Regions from separate parts of the Homo sapiens genome. Here region 2 is linked to region 1. Evidence: chromatin loops called from intact Hi-C (ENCODE). Cell type or tissue: endothelial cell of umbilical vein. All regions are shown on one strand. Links, peaks and the distances in the headings refer to the core of each region. The heading gives the core; the rest is flanking DNA.

What was found. Hi-C counts contacts between places; a loop is a spot of excess contacts. Peaks named below come from ENCODE experiments on the same cell type or tissue, not always from the same donor. Only the 100,000 strongest peaks of a DNase experiment are listed, where the experiment ranks them.
Region 2: it touches region 1 in a loop (10-fold over the local background); 20 of 110 quality-filtered maps call a loop at or near these places.

The regions. Positions count from the first base shown.
Region 1 is chr7:130,238,581-130,247,883 of GRCh38, forward strand. No RefSeq gene overlaps it. Among named protein-coding and RNA genes, the nearest start is that of CPA2, 24 kb to the right of the region's middle. In endothelial cell of umbilical vein, for the core only: a CTCF peak has its summit at 4,153 (motif pointing right); a DNase peak (open chromatin) is centred at 4,161.
Region 2 is chr7:130,555,793-130,565,095 of GRCh38, forward strand. It overlaps COPG2 (coat protein complex I subunit gamma 2), which reads right to left. Exons shown (of 24, transcript NM_012133.6): 10 at 8,468-8,601; 11 at 7,477-7,544; 12 at 5,241-5,429. Among named protein-coding and RNA genes, the nearest start is that of COPG2IT1, 17 kb to the left of the region's middle. In endothelial cell of umbilical vein, for the core only: no CTCF peak of the experiment used is centred there; a DNase peak (open chromatin) is centred at 5,379.

The DNA of each region.
Region 1 (9,303 bases), core at 494-8,493:
GGAGAATTGCTTGAGTCAAGGAGGTGGAGGTTGCAGTAAGCCAAGATCGCACCACTGCACTCCAGCCTGCACCAACAGAGTGAGACTCCATCTCAAAAAAAAAAAAAAAAGAATTTGTCCAACAGAAATATCCTTTTAGTAGCATACACAAAAAATTAGATACACAGCTAAGGACATTCACTATAGTATTGTCTGTGCTTAGGTTTCCAGATTCTGAGTCTGTTTTTCAAAACTGACATTTGTGTTATGTTGTTTTCTGATTAGAAGCACCCATGTGCATTGTAAGAAATTCAAATAAAATGGTTATGTTAAATTAGAAAGAAAATTCCACCCCCAAATATAATTACTACTAACAGTTTAATGCATATTATTTCCGGACCATTTTTGTACATAAATACATGCAGTAATATGAATTTAAGCTTTCCAAATCTTATAACTAGATTCAGATAAATATTTTGAGATACAATTTATCCTCATCCAAATGCTCACTATGTGCTATTTAAAACGTATAAGCTGAATACATTGCAAAAACTAATATCCTTCACTATCTGAATTCAGTTCTCAAACTTTATCTCTTGGTGTCTCAATTTAGAAATAGATTTGAGATCCAAGGATAACTGGATAAATATTTTTTCTTCTACAAAAGTTAAACTGTAACATACACTATTCAACAGCTTGCCTTTTTTTCCTTACAAATATATTTTATACATCATTCAATGTTAGTTCATAAAGATCTATCTCAGCTGGGCATTGTGGTTGATGCCTGTAATTCCAGCACTTTTTTGGGAGGCCAAGGCAGGAGGATTGGTTGAGTCCAGGAGTTTGAGACTAGCCTGGGTAACATGGCAATACCCCATCTCTACAAAAAATACAAAAATTAGCTGGGTGTGATGATGCACGCCTGTAGTCCCAAGTATTTGGGAGGCTGAGGCAGGAGGATCACTTGAGCCCAGGAGTTGGAGGCTGCAGTGAGTTATGATCAACATCACTGCATTCCAGCCTGGATAACAGAGTGAAGCCCTGTCTCTAAAAACAAAAGTAAAAAAGATCTATCGCGTTTCTTTTTAATGGCTGCATAGTACCATTGTACAGCTATAACATAATTTAACTGGTTTCTTATTGATGATAATTTATTGGTAGCCTAAGTATATGTATTGACATGGAAAGGTGTCCAAATATTTTTAAGTTAAAAAGTAAATTGGACCATATGTATAGTCTATTTTAAAAGGATAAGCTGGTTAATATATACACAGAAAAAAATTCTGGTGAAATATACTTCCAACTGCTATTTATCTATCTATCTACCTATCTATCTATCTATCTATCTCTCTATCTATCTATCATCTATCTATCTATTTAGAGATGAAGTCTCACTCTGTCGCCCAGGCTGGAGTGCAGTGGCACGATCTGGGCTCACTGCAACCTCCACCTCCTGTGTTCAAGAAATTCTGTCTCAGTCTCTTGAGTAGCTGGGACTACAGGCGCACGCCACCACGCCAGGCTAATTTTTGTATTTTTAGTAGAGACAGGGTTTCACCATATTGGTTAGGCTGGTCTCGAACTCCTGACCTCAGGTGATCCACTAACCTAGGCCTCCCAAAGTGCTGGGATTGCAGGTGTGAGCCACCGTGCCCAGCCCCAACTGCTATCATCAGAGGTACAGATTGAGACAGGAGAGGGGGACAATAATCATTTTTTGGGGGGTTATATTTTTCAGTGATGTTTGAATGGTTTTACTATGAAAATATTATTTTAGAAGCAGAAAAAAATAAAAGCACACAAAGGTACTGTCAAGGAACAATATTTCACCAAATAGAGCTTTAAAAATCTGATCGGCTTTTATTAGTGATTTATGAATTGGGCAGCATCTCATCTATGAAACAGAAAGGTGCTTTGGTGAGAGCCAAGCAGAGAGGGTTGGTTATGTAGGCAGAAAAAGGCTGAAAAGAGCAAAAACAAGGAGGAAAAAGTGCATTGATCATTTCAAAGTTACTTTCCTTATAGGGTTAAAGCAGAGGGGATTTTCATATCATGCCAACTCAGGTTGACTGGCCCCTTTGGATTAAATGCTGTGAATCTCTTGTTCTTTGGAAAACCAGCTGGTTTCTAAATTTAGTTTGATTATGTGGCACCTAGCATGAGTGACGCCATTCTGGTTTGGTCTGGTCTGTTGGGGCCTAGGGCAGGAGCTCAGTCCAAAACAAGGACCTCCCACAAATTTTATTTAACAGCATATACATGAATATTCTTTTTAAGATACTTTGAAATAGTGAAAAATTGAGTGCAGTAAATAAGGGATTGGTTAAATACAGTATACTCACATAGTGGAATACAATTGAGCTCTCCCCAAAATACAGTGTAATCCCACACAGAGAAAAATAACCAACATGGTAAAACCCCATCTTTACTAAAAATACAAAAATTAGCTGGGTGTGATGGTGGGCGCCTGTAATCCCAGCTACTCAGGAGGCTGAGTCAGGAGAATCACTTGAACCAGGGAGGTGGAGGTTGCAGTGAGCTGAGATCGTGCCACTGCCCTCCAGCCTGGCGACAGAGCAAGACTCTGTCTCAAAAAAAAAAAAAAAAAAGAAAGAAAAAAAAAGTAACCAATAACAACAATATGCCTTTATATAGATCAAACTGTTAATTATCTCTAGGAATATTTTAACTTTCTTAGTAATGTCTATAATATTGTAATTGTCAATATGCCACGTGAATTACTTTTACAGTTGAGATAAAAGGTTATTATTTAATGCTGGTTGAAACTGGGAATTTTATGATTTTTGTCTAGCTCTTGAGAAGCAACTACCTCACCCTGTTATATCAGGTAAGTCTATTGTTTATTTTTATTTATTTATTTTTTTGAGATGGAGTCTCGCTCTGTAGCCCAGGCTGGAGTGTGGTGGCTTGATCTTGGCTCACCGCAACCTCCGCCTTCTGGGTTCAAGTGATTCTCTTGCCTCAGCCTCCCGAGTAGCTGGGATTACAGGCATGCGCCACTGCACCCGGCTGATTTTTGTATTTTTAGTAGGGATGGGGTTTCGCCATGTTGGCCATGCTGGTCTTAAACTCCTGACCTAAGGTGATCCACTGGCCTCGGCCTCCCAAAGTGCTGGGATTACAGGTGTGAGCCACTGCGCCCGGCCCTATTGTTTAATTTTTATGCATTAGGCTTTCCTATGCATTTCCAGGAACCTATTATGATACAAGTAGACTGTGCAGATATCATTTTTTTCCCTCTAGACCAATGCTCTCCAATAGAAATTTATTGCAAGCTACATATGTAACTTTAAATTTTCTAGTAACTACATTTTAAAAAGAGCAGGTGCAATTAATTTTAATACTATATTTTATTAACCCAATATATCCAAAATATTATCATGTGAACATGTAATGGATATAAAAATTATTAATGAGATATTTTACATTCTAATTTCCACACTAAGTCTTTTAAATCTGGTGTGTGTTCTACTTACAGCATATTTCAATTTGAGTGCTAAATTTTCAACAGTTAAAATGTTGTCCTACCAAAACAATAAGGTATGTATGCATTTAAAGGAAAAATATTTCACTCTGCTTCAGTTTTTAAATGTAAGTTAAAATTAATTTAAAACGTCACTAGTGTGACCAGTCACACTTGCACATTTCAGGTACTCCATAGCCACAAGTGGCTGGTGGCTACAGCATTGGGGAGTGTAGATATAGAACATTCCACTGTACAGCTGTGGTCTAGACATTGAGCTCCAGGCAGATACAATCTCTTACTCATCTTCAGGGCTCTATGACTTAACAGTGCCTGTTACACAGTAGGAACGCCATAAATGAAGAACTCATTCATAGATCTGGGACTGAGATCATCATGAGCAGCACACTGATTAAGGGTGAAAAGACACACCTTCACAACATGGCCATGGATGGCCCTATTTACCTCCTCCTGAGCAGGACAAATAGTTAATATACGTGGAGGGATTTTGGTGTTGCAGACAGCAAATTATTTGTGGAATCTATTTGTTCTTCCCAACTGACTTAATATAAAAAAGAATTTGTATGATGGAATTTTAGACTCAAGATTGTCTTTGGTACAAGGCGGGAACCCGGTGTACCTTGGGACCAGGGGACTGACACAGTGGTTGTCTGCTGGGGGCAGGAGGGGGCAGCAGAGAGCCACCAGGGTGGTTGGCTCCGGGGAACCCAAAAGATGATGGATGAGTGGGAAAATGGACTGTTAGGGTGAACCCAAATCACAAACTCATAGATCAAAAGGAAAGCCAGGCTAGAAAGCCAAGCCAGGATGGAATCAATGTATAAGAAAATATGCTGTGAATCTGTGGTTTCCCTTATCACTTCAGTAGGAGATTTGACCTTTACTTTCTTTCTACTTAAATTATAAACAAAATGAAGAAAATTGGCCAAGTGTGGTGGCTCATGCCTGTAATCCCAACACTTTGGGAGGCTAAGGCAGAAGAATCATTTGAGGCCGGGAGTTTGAAACAAGCCTGAGCAACATAGTGAGACCCCATCTCTATTTTTTTTAAATAATAAAAAAAGAAAATTAAAATTGCTGTTTACCACACAGAATTTTTAGCAATTTGTATAGCCAAATCCCTGAGTTAACTTTTTGGTGTATTTCCTTCCAAAATAATAATCATTTTGAATACATGTTTTGTTTTATAAGCTCCTTAAAATTTTTTTTGTCTAATTCTGGGTTTCAAGGGGAATGCGTCTAGCTTTTGCCCATTCAGTATATAATGTTGGCTGTAGGTTTATCATAGATGACTCTTATTATTTGAGATATGTGCCTTTAATACCTAGCTTATTGAGAGTTTTTAATATGAAGGGGTGCTGAATTTTATCAAAAGCCTTTTCTGCATCTATTGAGATGACCATATAATTTTTGTCTTTAAGTTCTGTTTATGTAATGAATCACATTTTCTGATTTGCATATGTTAAACTAACCTTGCATCCCAGGGATAAAGCCTGCTTGATTGTAGTGGATAAGCTTTTTGGTGTGTTGCTGGATTTGGTTTGCCAGTATTTTGTTGAGGATTTTTGCATTGATGTTCATCTGGCCTGAAGTTTCGTTTTTTGTTGTTTCTCTGCCAAGTTTTGGTTTCAGTATGATGCTGGCCTCATAGAATGAATTAGGGAGGAGTCCCTCCTCCTCAATTTTTTGGAATAATTTCAGTAGGAATGGACCAGCTCTTCTTTGTACATCTGGTAGAATCTGGCTGTGAATCCATCTGGTCCTGGGCTTTTTTTGGTTGGTAGTCTATTTATCACTGATTCAATTTCAGAGCTAGTTATTGGTCTGTTCAGGGATCCAATTTCTTCCTGGTTCGGTCTTGGGAGGGTGTATGTGTCCAGGAATTTATCTATTTCTTCTAGATTTTCTAGTTTGTGTACACAGAGGTGTTCATAATATTCTCTGATTGTTGTTTGTATTTCTGTGGCGTCGGTGGTAATATCCCCTTTGCCTTTTCTAATTTCTTTTATTTGGATCTTTTTTGGTTTTTCAAGTCTCAATATCCTTCAGCTTAGCTTTGATTTTGGTTATTTGTTGTCTTCTGCTAGCTTTGGGGTTGATTTACTCTTGGTTCTCTAGTTCTTTTAGTTGTGATGTTAGGTTGTTAAACTGAGATCTTTCTAACTTTTTGATGTGGGCATTTAGTGCTATACATTTTCCTCTTAACATTGCCTTAGCTGTGTCCCAGAGATTCTGGTGTGTTGTATCTTTGGTCTCATTAGTTTCAAAGAACTTCTAGATTTCTGCTTAATTTCATTATTTACCCAAAAATCATTCAGGAGCAGATTATTCAATTTCCATGCAATTGTGTAATTTTAAGCTATTTTCTTAGTCTTGAATTCTATTTTAATTGCACTGTGGTCTGAGAGAGTGGTTGTTATGATTTCAGTTCCTTTGTATTTGCTGAGGAGTCTTTTACATCTGATTATGTAATTGAATTTAGAGTATGTGCCATGTGGCAATGAGAAGAATGTATATTCTGTTGTTTTTGGGGTAGAGAGTTCCGTAGATGTCTATCAGGTCTGTTTGATCCTGTGCTGAGTTTAGGTTCTGAATATCTCTGTTAATTTTTTGCCTGGGTGATCCAATACTGTCAGTGGAGTGTTAAAATTCCCCGCTATTATTGTGTGGGAGTCTAAGTCTCTTTGAAGGTCTCTAAGAACTTACTTTATGAATCTGGGTGCTCCTATGTTGGGCGCATATATATTTAAGAGAGTTAGGTCTTCTTGTTGAATTTAACCCTTTACCAATATGTAATGCCCATCTTTGTCTTTTTGATCTTTGCTGGTTTAAAGTCTGTTTTGTCTGAAGTTAGGATTGCAACCTCTGCTTTTTTCTGTTTTCTGTTTGCTTGGTAGATTTTTCTCTATGACCTCTCTCATCACTCCTATTCAATATAGTATTGGAAGTCCTGGCCAGAGCAATCAGGCAAGAGAAAGAAATAATGGGCATCCACATAGAAAGAGAGTAAGTCAAAATATCCCTGTTTGCAGGTGACATGATCCTATGTCTAGAAAACCCCATGGTCTCAGCTCAAAAGCTCCTTAAGCTGATAAACAACTTCAGCAAAGTCTTGGGATACAAAATCAATGTACAAAAAATCAGTAGCATTCCTATACACCAACAACAGTCAATCTGAGAGCCAATCAGGAATGCAATCCCATTCACAATTGCCACAGAAAGAATAAAATACCTAGAAATACACCTAACCAGGGAGGTGAAAGATCTCTACAATGAGAACTACAAAATACAGCTCAAAGAAATCAGAGATGACACAAACAAATGGAAAAACATTCCAAGTTCATGGATAGCAAGAATTAACATTGTTAAGATGGCCATACTGCCCAAAGCAATTTATAGATTTAATGCTATTCCTGTCAAACTACTGATGACATTCTTCACAGAATTAGCAAAAAACTGTTTTAAAATTCATATTGAACCAAAAAAGAGCCTGAATAGCTAAGGCAACCCTAAGCAAAGAGAACAAAGCTGGAGGCATCATGCTACCTGACTTTATACTACAGGTCTACAGTAACCAAAACAGCATGGTACTTACAAAGACAGATACATAGACCCATGGAACAGAATAGAGAGCCCAGAAATAAGGCCACATACCTACAGCCATCTAATCTTCGACAAAGCTGACAAAAACAAGCAATGGGGAAAGGACCCTCTATTTAATAAATGGTGCTGGGAGAACTGACTAACCATATGCAGAAGATTGAAACTGGACCCTTTCCTTACACCATATACAAAAATCAACTCAAGACGGGTTAAAGACTTCAGTGTAAAATCCCAGACTGTAAGAACTCTGGAAGACAACCTAGTCAATACCATTCTGGATGTTGAAACGGGCAAAGGTTTCGTGATGAAGATGCCAAAAGCAATTGCAACAAAAACAAAAAATGACATTGACTGGAAGCCTTATTGATTAACAAAGAAAAGAAATAAATTGACAATGGGATCTAATTAAATTAAAGAGCTCCTGCACAGCAAAAGAAACTATCAATAAACAGACAACCTACAGAATAGGAGAAAAATTTTGCAAACTATGCATCTGACAAAGGTCTAATATCCGGCATCTATAAAGAACTTATACAAATTTACAAGAAAAAAAAACCCATTAAAAAGTGGGCAAAGGACATGAACAGACACTTCTCAAAAGAGGACCTACATGTAGGCAACAAGCATATGAAAAAAAGCTCAGCATCACTGACCATTAGAGAAATGCAAATCAAAGCTACAATGAGATACCATCTCACACCAGTCAGAATGGCTATTACTAAAAAGTCAAAAAATAACAGATGCTGGCAAAGTTGTGGAGAAAAAGGAACACTTATACATTGTTGGTGGGAGTGTAAATTAGTTCGACCATTGTAGAAAGCACTGTGGCGATTCTTCAAAGAGCTAAAAACAGAACTACCATTCAACCCAGCAATCCCATTATTGGGTATATACCCAAAGGAATAGAAATCATTTATCATAAAGACATGCATTTGCATGCTCATTGCAGCACTATTCACAATAGCAAAGACACAAAATCAACCTAAATGCCCATCAGTGGCAGACTGGATAAAGAAAATGTGGTGCATATACACCATGGAATACTATGCAGCCAGAAAAAAGAATGAGATCATGTCCTTTGCAGGAACTTGGATTGAGCTAGAGGCCATAATCCTTAGCAAACTACTGCAGGAACAGAAAACCAAATACCTCATGTTCTCACTTATATTTAATAAGTGGAAACTAAATGATGAGAACATATGGCACATAGAAGAGAACACTGGGGCCTACTGGAGGTTGGAGGGTGCGAAAAGGGAGAGGATCAGGAAAAATAACTAATGAGTACTAGGCTTAATACCTAGGTGACAAAATAATCTGTACAACAAACCCCCATGACACGAGTCTACCTATTTAACAAACCTGCACATCAACCCCTGAACTTAAAAGTTAAAAACAACAAAACCCCAAACAATTTAATATTCTGTGAATATCTTTTCACATCTTTGAATTTCTTAGTATCCTTCCTTCCTTCCTTCCTCCCTTCCTTCCTTCCTTCCTTCTTTCTCTTTCCTTTCTTTCCTTTGCTTTCCTTTCCTTTCCTTTTCTTTCCTTCCTTTCTTTTTTTTTTTGGAGACAATGTCTCTCTCTGTCACCCAGGCTGGAGTGCAGTGGTACGCCCATGGCTCACTGGAGCCTCGACCTCCTAGACTCAAGGGATCCTCTTACCTCAGCCTCCCAAGTAGCTGGGACCACAGGTGCTTGCCACCACGCCTGGCTAATTTTTGTAATTTTTGTAGAGTTAGGGTCTTGCTATGTTGCCAGGGCTTGTCTCAAACTCCTGGGCTCACATGACCCTCCTGCCTCAGCCTCCCAAAATGCTGAGATTACAGGTGTGAGCCACCCTGCCTGGCCAGATTTCTTAGCATTCTTATATACTTTTTTTTTTTTTTTTTCCTAAAGAGGTAAGATCTTGTTGCTATGTTGCCCAGGAGGGACTTGAATTCCTGGGCTCAAGGGATGGGACCCTTCCATCTCAGCTTTCCCAGTAGCTGGGACTACAGGAGTGTGTCACCATGCATGGCTGGCTCTTATATATATCATTTCTAATGGTAGCCTTATGTCCGGTGTGAATTTGCTCTGCTTGATTTAACCAACTGGCAATTAGAAGACACTAGGATTTTTCTAATTTTTCATCAGTTTAAACAGCATAAATCCTAGGTACATCTTTGTGTGTATCCATGGTGATTTTCCTTAGAATAAATTTCTGAAAGTAGAAT
Region 2 (9,303 bases), core at 526-8,525, 320 kb after region 1:
GCACTCCAGCCTGGGTGACAGAGAGAGACTCTGTCTCAAAAAATAAATAAAATAAAATAAAATAAAAATAAAGACCAGTGTCAAGATGTGTGAAGAACGTGAGATTTTACCCTGCTTGTGGCTAACAAGTTAACCTGTCACAATTTCATGGATGCTGGTAGAAAACAAGAGACTCCTGGCTCAGCGATGAAAGACAGTTAACTACTCACAGCAGTAGCAGTAGCCAGAGTGTGAGCATTTTGGGGTGGGTCTCCTGAGCCCCAATTCCCAAAGTGCAATGCAAAGAGAGCCAGATAATACCTGGTCTTGCAGTAGGCTGCATTACTGAATAAGAACCCTAAGGATGGAACCTGAACATTTTACAGTGGGGAGTAAGTATGCCTGTCCTTTTTTCCGAAGGAAAACATTATTATATTGGACCATAAACATGTTTACTTTTTGCTCCAGAGGGCTTTTTGCTCTAAATACTATTAGTATTTCCTGGGGCTGCAAGGAAATCTTCCCTTTCCTTTAGAGGGAGACATGATCTCTATCTTCTAAGGCTAGAAGATGTCTTGTATTATAGAAAGGGAATACAGTTATGGTAGCAGGAAACAGAGGGCAGTTAGCGCCTAACTTGCAAGATGTGCAGAAATGAGAAGAGACTCATGGAGAATTTAGAATTGTCTACCAACAATCGGATAACCCCAAATCCATATATACAGTTTCAGAGCATAGAAAATGAAAGAAAATCTCCATAATGTTTGTATGAAGCAATGATACTTAAGCCTAATAAAGATGGTATATATGTACAGAAAGAAAAATTACAGACTAAAATCATTTATAAATACCGATGTAAAAATTCTAAGAAATATATTAGTTAATAGATTCTAACACTACCTTAAAGAAATAATGCACCATGATGAAATGGGTTTTATCAAGAATGTAAAGATGGTTCAGCATTAGAAAATTGATAAAATAACATCACATTCATGAGTCAAAGGATTATATCCAAAATGCTGAAAAGGCTTTGATAAAATCCAACATCCATTCCTAATAAACATTCTTGAAAAAAAAAGGAACAGATGGATATGTCCATAACATAAACATATATACTTCAATCCTAATGACAGCATATTACTTAATATGGAACCCTGAAAGGCATTCCCATTGAGGTCAGAAGTGATGCAAGGATGCCACTATCTCCACAATTATTTAGCATTATTCTGGAGATATTAGCCAATGCAATTAGATAAGGGAAAACAAAGAAACAAGAATCGGAGAAGACAAAACAAACAAAAATATCTTTATTTTTAGATGACATGATGGTATATATGAAAACCCTAGAGAATGAATAATAAAACTAACTCGATAATTCACCAAGGTAGCAGGATATAAAATTAACATGCAAAACCAGTAATATTCATATACATAAATGATAACCAGGTAGAAGATAAAATGGAATAAAAAACATTTATAATAGCAATGAAAAAGGTAAGTTATTTAGAAATAAGCATTTTAAAACCATTCAAAACTAATATAAAAATATTTTTTATAAAACATTCTTGAAAGGCATAAAAGCAGATTTGAACAAATTAAAAGACATCCTTGTTCTTAGGATGTTCCAACATCATCAGGATATGTATTCTCCCCTAACTTATGAATTTAACGTGATCCCAACAGAAAATGTCAACAGGGTTTTTTATGAAGCTAGACAACTTGATACTAAAGTTCATTAGAAAAATAAACATGTGGCTGGGCATGGTGGCTCATGCCTGTAATTCCAGCACTTTGGGAGGTCGAGGCGGGTGGATCACCTGAGGTCAGGAGCTCGAGAACAGCCTGGCCAACGTGGTGAAACCTCGTCTCCACTAAAGATATAAAAAATTAGCTGGGCATGGTGGCGGGTGGCGGGTGCCTGTAATCCCAGCTACTTGGGAGGCTGAGGCAGGAGAATCGCTTGAACCTGGGAGGGGGAGGTTGCAGAGTGAGCAGAGATCACGCCGTTGCACTCCAGCCTGGGCAGCAAGAATGAAACTCCATCTCAAAAAAAAAAAAAAAAAAAAATCATGCAAGAATAGCCAGGAAAACAATGAAAATAAAGAACTATGATGGAGGGCTAAGCATCCTACAAAGCTTCTATATTTAGAACAGAGTATAGCAGTAGTATATGAATAAACAGACCAATATATAAGTAGAAAAGACACTCCAGAAACAGACTCAAGTACATACGCAACTTTTTTGAGTTTGTATGAACATACAAACTCAAGTACATATGATAAAGATGATGTCTGAAATTACTGGGGCAAAGACGGTCTTAAAAATTTTCTTTCAGCTTTCCCGTCTACAGAAAAAATTAAAATAATTTTTTTTTAGATAAGGTAATGTGGTTTGGATCTGTGCCCCCAACCAAATCTCATGTTGAATTGTAATCGCCAGTGTTGGAGGTGGGGCCTGGTGGGAGGTGACTGGATCATGGGGGCGGATTTCCCTGCTGGTGCTGTTCTTGTGATAGTAAGTTCTTGTGAGATCTGGTCATTTAAAAGTGTGTAACACTCCTCCACACCCCCCTTGGTCATGCTCCTGCCATGTAAGACGTCTGCTCCTGTTTTGCCTTCCACTGTGAGTAAAAGCTCCCTGAGGCTGCCCCAGAAGCAGATGCTGCCATGCTTCCTGTTCAGCCTGCAGAACTGTGAGCCAATTAAACCTCTTTTCTTTATAAATTACACAGTCTCAGGTGTTTCTTTATAGTAGTGTGACAACATACTAATACAGAAGATCTTGCTCTGTTGCCCAGGACAGAGTGCAATATGATCACAGCTCACTGCAGCCCCAACCTCCCAGGCTCAAGTGATCCTCCCACCTCAGCCTCCCAAGTAACTGGGATTATAGGTGTGCACCACCATGTCTGACTAATTTTTGTATTTTTTTGTAGAGACAGGGTCTCACTATGTTGCCCAGGCTGGTCTTGAACTCCTGGACTCAAGCGATGCCCCTGCCTTGGCCTCCCAAAGTGCTGGGATTAAAGGTGTGAGCTACCACACCTGGCTTTAAATAGAATTTTGGGGGGCAACTAACTGTGTAGTCAATGGAAAAGGATAAGATTGAATCTGTTTATAGCATATATAATAAAAAAATTCAATGGACCAGAGATCTAAATGTAAAATATGAAACTATAAATGTATTAGAAGAGAACATGAGTGAATTACTCTAAAATTTGAAGGGAATATAATTTTTAATTATGAATTCAAAGTCAAATAAAATAAAAGGTTGGCAAATATGACTACCTAAAAAAAATAACACTTTTGCATGTCCAAAGACATCATAAGAAAAGTCAAAAGACAAATGACAAACCGGGAGAAGATATTCATAACATCTTTCACAGATAAAGAGCTAATATCCTGAATATACAAAAAAATTAAGGAAACAAAAGACTAAAAATCCTAAAGAAAATGCGGAAAATGCAGCCTACCCAACCCATTGCAGCTTCTGCCAACACCAACATAAGACTGCTTGTGTCCCTGTAGGTTGCTCCAACATCACTACTGCCCATCACCCACACCACCCCAGCTGCCAGGGGCCGGAGAACCCACTCACACACTGAGCTCACTGCTCTCAGTATCTCTTTCTAGCAAGCCACCTTGAGGCCCAAGGATAGCCCTCTAGTACCCACAAACACTGGAGCCAGTGTAAGCTGGGCCTAAAAATAGGCACATTTGGTGTACTGCTGCCACTACTGGAGCCCAAAGACTGACTGACTATGTGTCCAGATCCCCAGCTAAACTTCACCACAACCTCAACTAATGCCTGTACCCTAAGTCACTGAGGAATCATAGAGACCACTGACCCTGTGTACTGCTCAAGAGGTCATACGAAGATCCCACTACCACAGGCACTCAAAATCAAAGCCAAGGTATCTTAATAACAAATACACGTCTTTAGCAAAAAACTCACTCCTACAAATGCAATTTGAAAAAACTAGAACAGCAACTGCTACACCAGATGCACAAAACTGTCTGCTTGAATACATGGGTAAAGTTTGTTTTTTAAAAGTCTGGATGCATACTAAGTAGAGAGTAAATAGGGTTAGTTATATTACTTGACTGAGTATAAAAAAAGAATGAAGCAATAAAATGTTTCTACTTTTATTCTTTTAACTGAAATTTATTTATTTATTTTTTTAAAATCATCTCTGACATACTCTCACCAGTTCTATTCAACCCTGTTCTGGAAGTACTTTTTTAATTAGGCAAGAAAAACAAAGGAAAGGCATTTGGATTGGATATAAAGAAGTAAAACTGCCTCTATTCACAAATGGCACAATTATTTATATAGATAATCTCAAGGAATACGTATAATGATGACTAGAACCAGTAAAAGTACTCAGCAAGGTTACAGGATACCAAGTTAATATGGAGAAGTATTTTTTAAAAGTTTTTCATTAATAGTAAACAATAAAATAAAAATTTTAATAAAATATCAAAAGCATAAAATATTTAGATATAAATTTAACAACAGATTTGCAAGACCTCTAGAGTAAACACTACAAAACACTGCTCAGAGAAATTAAAGAAGATCTAAAGGGAGAGATATACCATATTCATGAAATAGAAAAATAATGTTAAGATGTCAGTTCTCCCCAAATTGATTTATAGATTCAACACAATCCCAGTCATAATCCTAGCAGGCTTGTTTAGTAGAAATTGATAAATTGGTCCTAAATTTCATAGGAAATGCAAAGGAACCAGAATATTAAAAAAGAAAAAGTTGGAAGACCGCACTACTTAAGAGGTACCATAATGCTACATTAATCAATATTAGTGTGGTACTGGTACTGGATTGACAAACAGTTCAGTAACATAATACAAAGCCCAAAAATATACCTAAAATATATGGGTATTTGCTTTGTAGACAAAGGTGCCAAAGCACTCCAACAGGGAAAAGGAAGTCTTTCCAACAAATTATGGTGGAATACAGTAGATATAGGTATGGAAAAAATACTGAACTTACCAAACAAACAGTAATTCAAGTTGGATCATTGCCTAAAATGTAAAATCTAAAACCATAAAGCATTTAGCCTAAAGCATGAGAAAACAAGTAGATAAAGGTTTCTTAGGGAACAGTAATAACTATGAAAGAAAAAAATTGATAAATTAGACTTCATAAAAATTTAAAACTTCTGCTTCTCAAATGATACCGTTAAGAAAATAAATAGGCAGCCAACAGACTGGGAGAAAATATGATCATGTTTAAACTCTTACCTTGAACTCATCTGAGATTTCAGACACAAAAGAAGATATCTGCTTCATGAGCCGGTCCACACTGCTCTCACTTCCTGTTTTGAGGAGTGTAGTAATGGCTAAGGTAGCAATGCTTCTGTTTGAGTCTGTGATTAAGTTTTCTAAGTCCAGATTGCAGGCAGTAACAGCAGAGGGGTGCTTCATTGCCACCTTGTGGAAGGGCAAGAAAAAAAATTAAGCAAATTGCTTTTGATAAAGGCCAGAACTTAAATTTTAATTGAGGTAAGTGGCAATCCAAAGAGGACAGGATAAGTTAAAAGTAATTGCTTCAAAAACAAAAAGAATGGCTCCAGTTAACAAGGTATATCTTTTAATAAATGATCAACGGCCAGAGTATAGCATCGTACTCTCTTTTGTTAGGTTCCTCTAACCTTTCTAACATTACCATTTTTAAAAAATTATAATTGGCCTGTATTTCCTTATAGTACGTGTGTTCATATACGTCTATTCTATTAGATGTTAGGAGTACTGACAACAGGATCTAGCATAGTAGTCAGTGCTCGACAAAGACTGTTAATATCTTATCAGTTAAAAAATACTGCTGCATTTCAAGACGCAAACTCCAGCCAAACTGCATTATCTATGGTTACTACATGGTCTGCCATTCTCCTGCATCCTTGTTTTTGTTGATGTTGTCCCACCTCTTTGTCTATCCCAATATTGGTATGGAATCCCTTACCCACAATTTGGAAAATCTGAAAACACTCTGGAAAGCAGAGCACTGGGATGAAAATCCATTTAACAGCAAAACATGACCCAAACTAATGCGAAACTCTTTAATTCTTAATTTATACCACTTGACAAGGATAGTCATATGTTTTGTGCAAAAATATTAATGTTTTTTAATGGTGGGATGCTGCCCCAGGCCCACTGGGGTTAGTAAATAAGAGATAACACCATATAACCTTTCTAAAATTTAACTAAAAGCAAATTCTGAGACACATCTGGCCCCAAGATTAGAGATGAGGGATTGTAGACCTGTATCAACTCTTTAAAAACAATTTAGGCCAGGCTTGGTGGCTCATACCTGCAATCCCAGCACTCTGGGAGGCCGAGGTGGGCAGATCACCTGAGGTCACGAGTTTGAGAGCAGCCTGGCCAACATGGCGAAACCCTGTCTCTACTAAAAATACAAAAATTAGCCGGACGTGGTGGCAGGTGCCTGTGATCCCTGCTATTTGGGAGGCTGAGGCATGAGAATCGCTTGAACCTGGGAGGCGGAGGTTGCAGTGTGCCAAGATCGTGCCACTGCACTCTAGCCTGGGAGACAAAGTGAGACTCTGTCTCCAAAAAAAATAAATAAATAAAAAACCATTTAAATTGTTGTTCTATAAAGGTTTCTTCCATGGCTGCTCTAAACTTCTCTTTTCTTCGACTGTTTACACAATTAATTTATAATTATGTATTGCCTATGACAAGTCTTCTATTACATTTAACTTTCATTTACATTTTCTATGCTTATTTAATTTATTCTGTGTTTCTGTATTATATCCTCTAAATCTATACTGTCTAATAACATAGCCAACAGCAACATGTGACTACCAGGCATTTGAAAGGTGGCTAATCCAAACTGAGTATGCTGTAAATGTAAATATACTGGATGTCAAAAACTTGAGATATGTAAAAATATCTATTACATGTTGAGATGACATATTATATGTATTATGATAAAATATACTATTAAAATTAATTTTACCTTAAAAATTTTAATGTGGTTATTATGAAATTTAATATTACATATGTGATTCACAGTGGGTTTCTACTGGACAGGGCTGCTGTAGACCAGCACTGTGCAAGAGAACTTTCTTCAATGACAGAAATGTTCAAGATCTGCACTGTCCAACAGCCACTGACCACATGTGGCTGTGAGTACAAGAAGTGTGACTCATGTGACTGAGGGTTGAATTTTTTATTTTAATTAATTTAAATTGAAATAGCCACTGGTGGCTAATGGCCACCATATTGGACAGTGTGGCTCTTGAATATAAAATGCTTAGAAGTCAGAAATGAGTTATAATCTTCAGCTAAATAATAATAAAAATGAGCATACTCAAGGCCACAAATACAAGTGAAGTGTTGTAGAGGTGAAGCCCATAAATCACATATACTAACCTTGGAGAGAAAACCAAATGCTTCACATTTAATGTTTCTCAATTAAATACTGATATAAGTCAATAATTAGCAAAGAAACACCTACCTTGTTCAAGGTCCTCACAGCTGCATATCTCAAGGCTGGCTTAGGAGAACTACAGAAAAGTTGAAGAACTAAAAAAAAATAATAATAATAATATGTAACATTAAGTAATATTACATATACATACCGTGAATACTCCTGGCTTAAGAGAACTATAGAAAAGTTGAAGAAGTAAAATACAGATATAGATACAGTGACTATTACCTATATATGCTGTGAATATTCCTTATCTCATCATATACCATATAGCTGAAAATATAGTACATAATGAATCACATTCAAAATATGCATACATTTTATCACAGCATCAAAAATTTACATGAAAAATGTAACATCAAAATAGAAAAAGCACTTTTGGGGCGCCTGTAGTCCCAGCTACTCGGGAGGCTGAGGCAGAAGCATGGCGTGAACCCAGGAGGCAGAGCTTGCAGTGAGCCGAGCTATCGTGCCACTGCACTCCTGCCTCAGTGACAGAGTGAGACTCCGTCTCAAAAAAAAAAAAAAAAAAGAAAAAAAAAAAAGAAAAAGCACTTTTGGTCAGTTATAAAAACTTAAATAAGAAACAAAGTTTGCTCTTTTTAAAAAAAAATTAGAATACCCATTAATACCTGAACTAAATGGTAGAAATATTGACAGTTCTGAAAACAAATGGGCTTTTTAAACACCAAGGAAAACTGTAAAATGTTTTCAAAAGTTTCATACGAGGAAACAGAAACTTTAAAAAAAAGCAATAAAGAACTATTATTAATAAACTATGTACATATAAATAAAATTCTTTCAAAAGTTTTATATGGAGAAATAGAAACATTAAAAAAAGTAATAAAGTAAGGAACAACTAAAATAAACTATCTACATATAAGCTATCAGAATGCAAAGGCTATATATACACAGAGCTAGTGTTCAGAAAACATTCTTAATACCTATTCTGTAGACCTATGAAACTTAAAGCAAAAACTTAGGAACATAAAAGCCAGCCATCAAATATAAAACAAACCTGAAACAGCAGGTGCCAACTCTCTTGCAGTGCAGTTAGGAAGATGGATGATAGCTGAAGCAGCTTCATAAATAACCATTTCATGTTTATTTCGCAAGCAGCTCTCAATGAAATCAAACAGTGGACTTTCATGGCTGCCAATAAATATTTATAGGCCATTATTTAGATATCAAATAGAGAGGCAATATGCATAGGGATTAAAAGCACAGGCAGATTGAGAGGCACTTCTGGAATGGTGGATGAGGGATTTCTAAAAATTCATTTCATCACAAAGCAATTAGAACACTGGCAAAATTGTCAAAATCAACTTTTGCAGAACTCTAAAAAATTAATCAAAGATTTGCAACAATCCTGAACATCTATTTAAGAAAAGTAGCTGAATCTTAGTAAAAATGGTGAAGTTTCTGGTGTTTTAACCTACTCATTCTCAATTTCCATGCACCTCTTCCCAGTTCCATAGCAGTCTTGGAAACCAGCAGCCTCAGAACCACAGTAACTGTGAATGCCAGCAGCCTAGCTACAAAAGCAGCTCTGGGCCAAAATCTCATCCCCAGAGAACTGTCACTATGTGACCTGTCTGGTGCTCCTAGAAAAGCCCTATTCACAGGCTAATCTTTACTTCACCTGACTCAAGAGCTCATTCAGCATGAAAAGCCCTATGCCCAGGGAGTTTGTCCAAAAAAATCAGTAGTATTTGGTTAATCTTGCAGCTGCCAGAAGCAGCAATTTTAGCAGGGGCAAACAAGAGGCTGGCCAAAAAACTTAAAAGGAAAATTTGAGAAATGAGATGTCCTTAGGGGGCTTTGAAAATTTCTAAAATATTTCTGGGGATACAG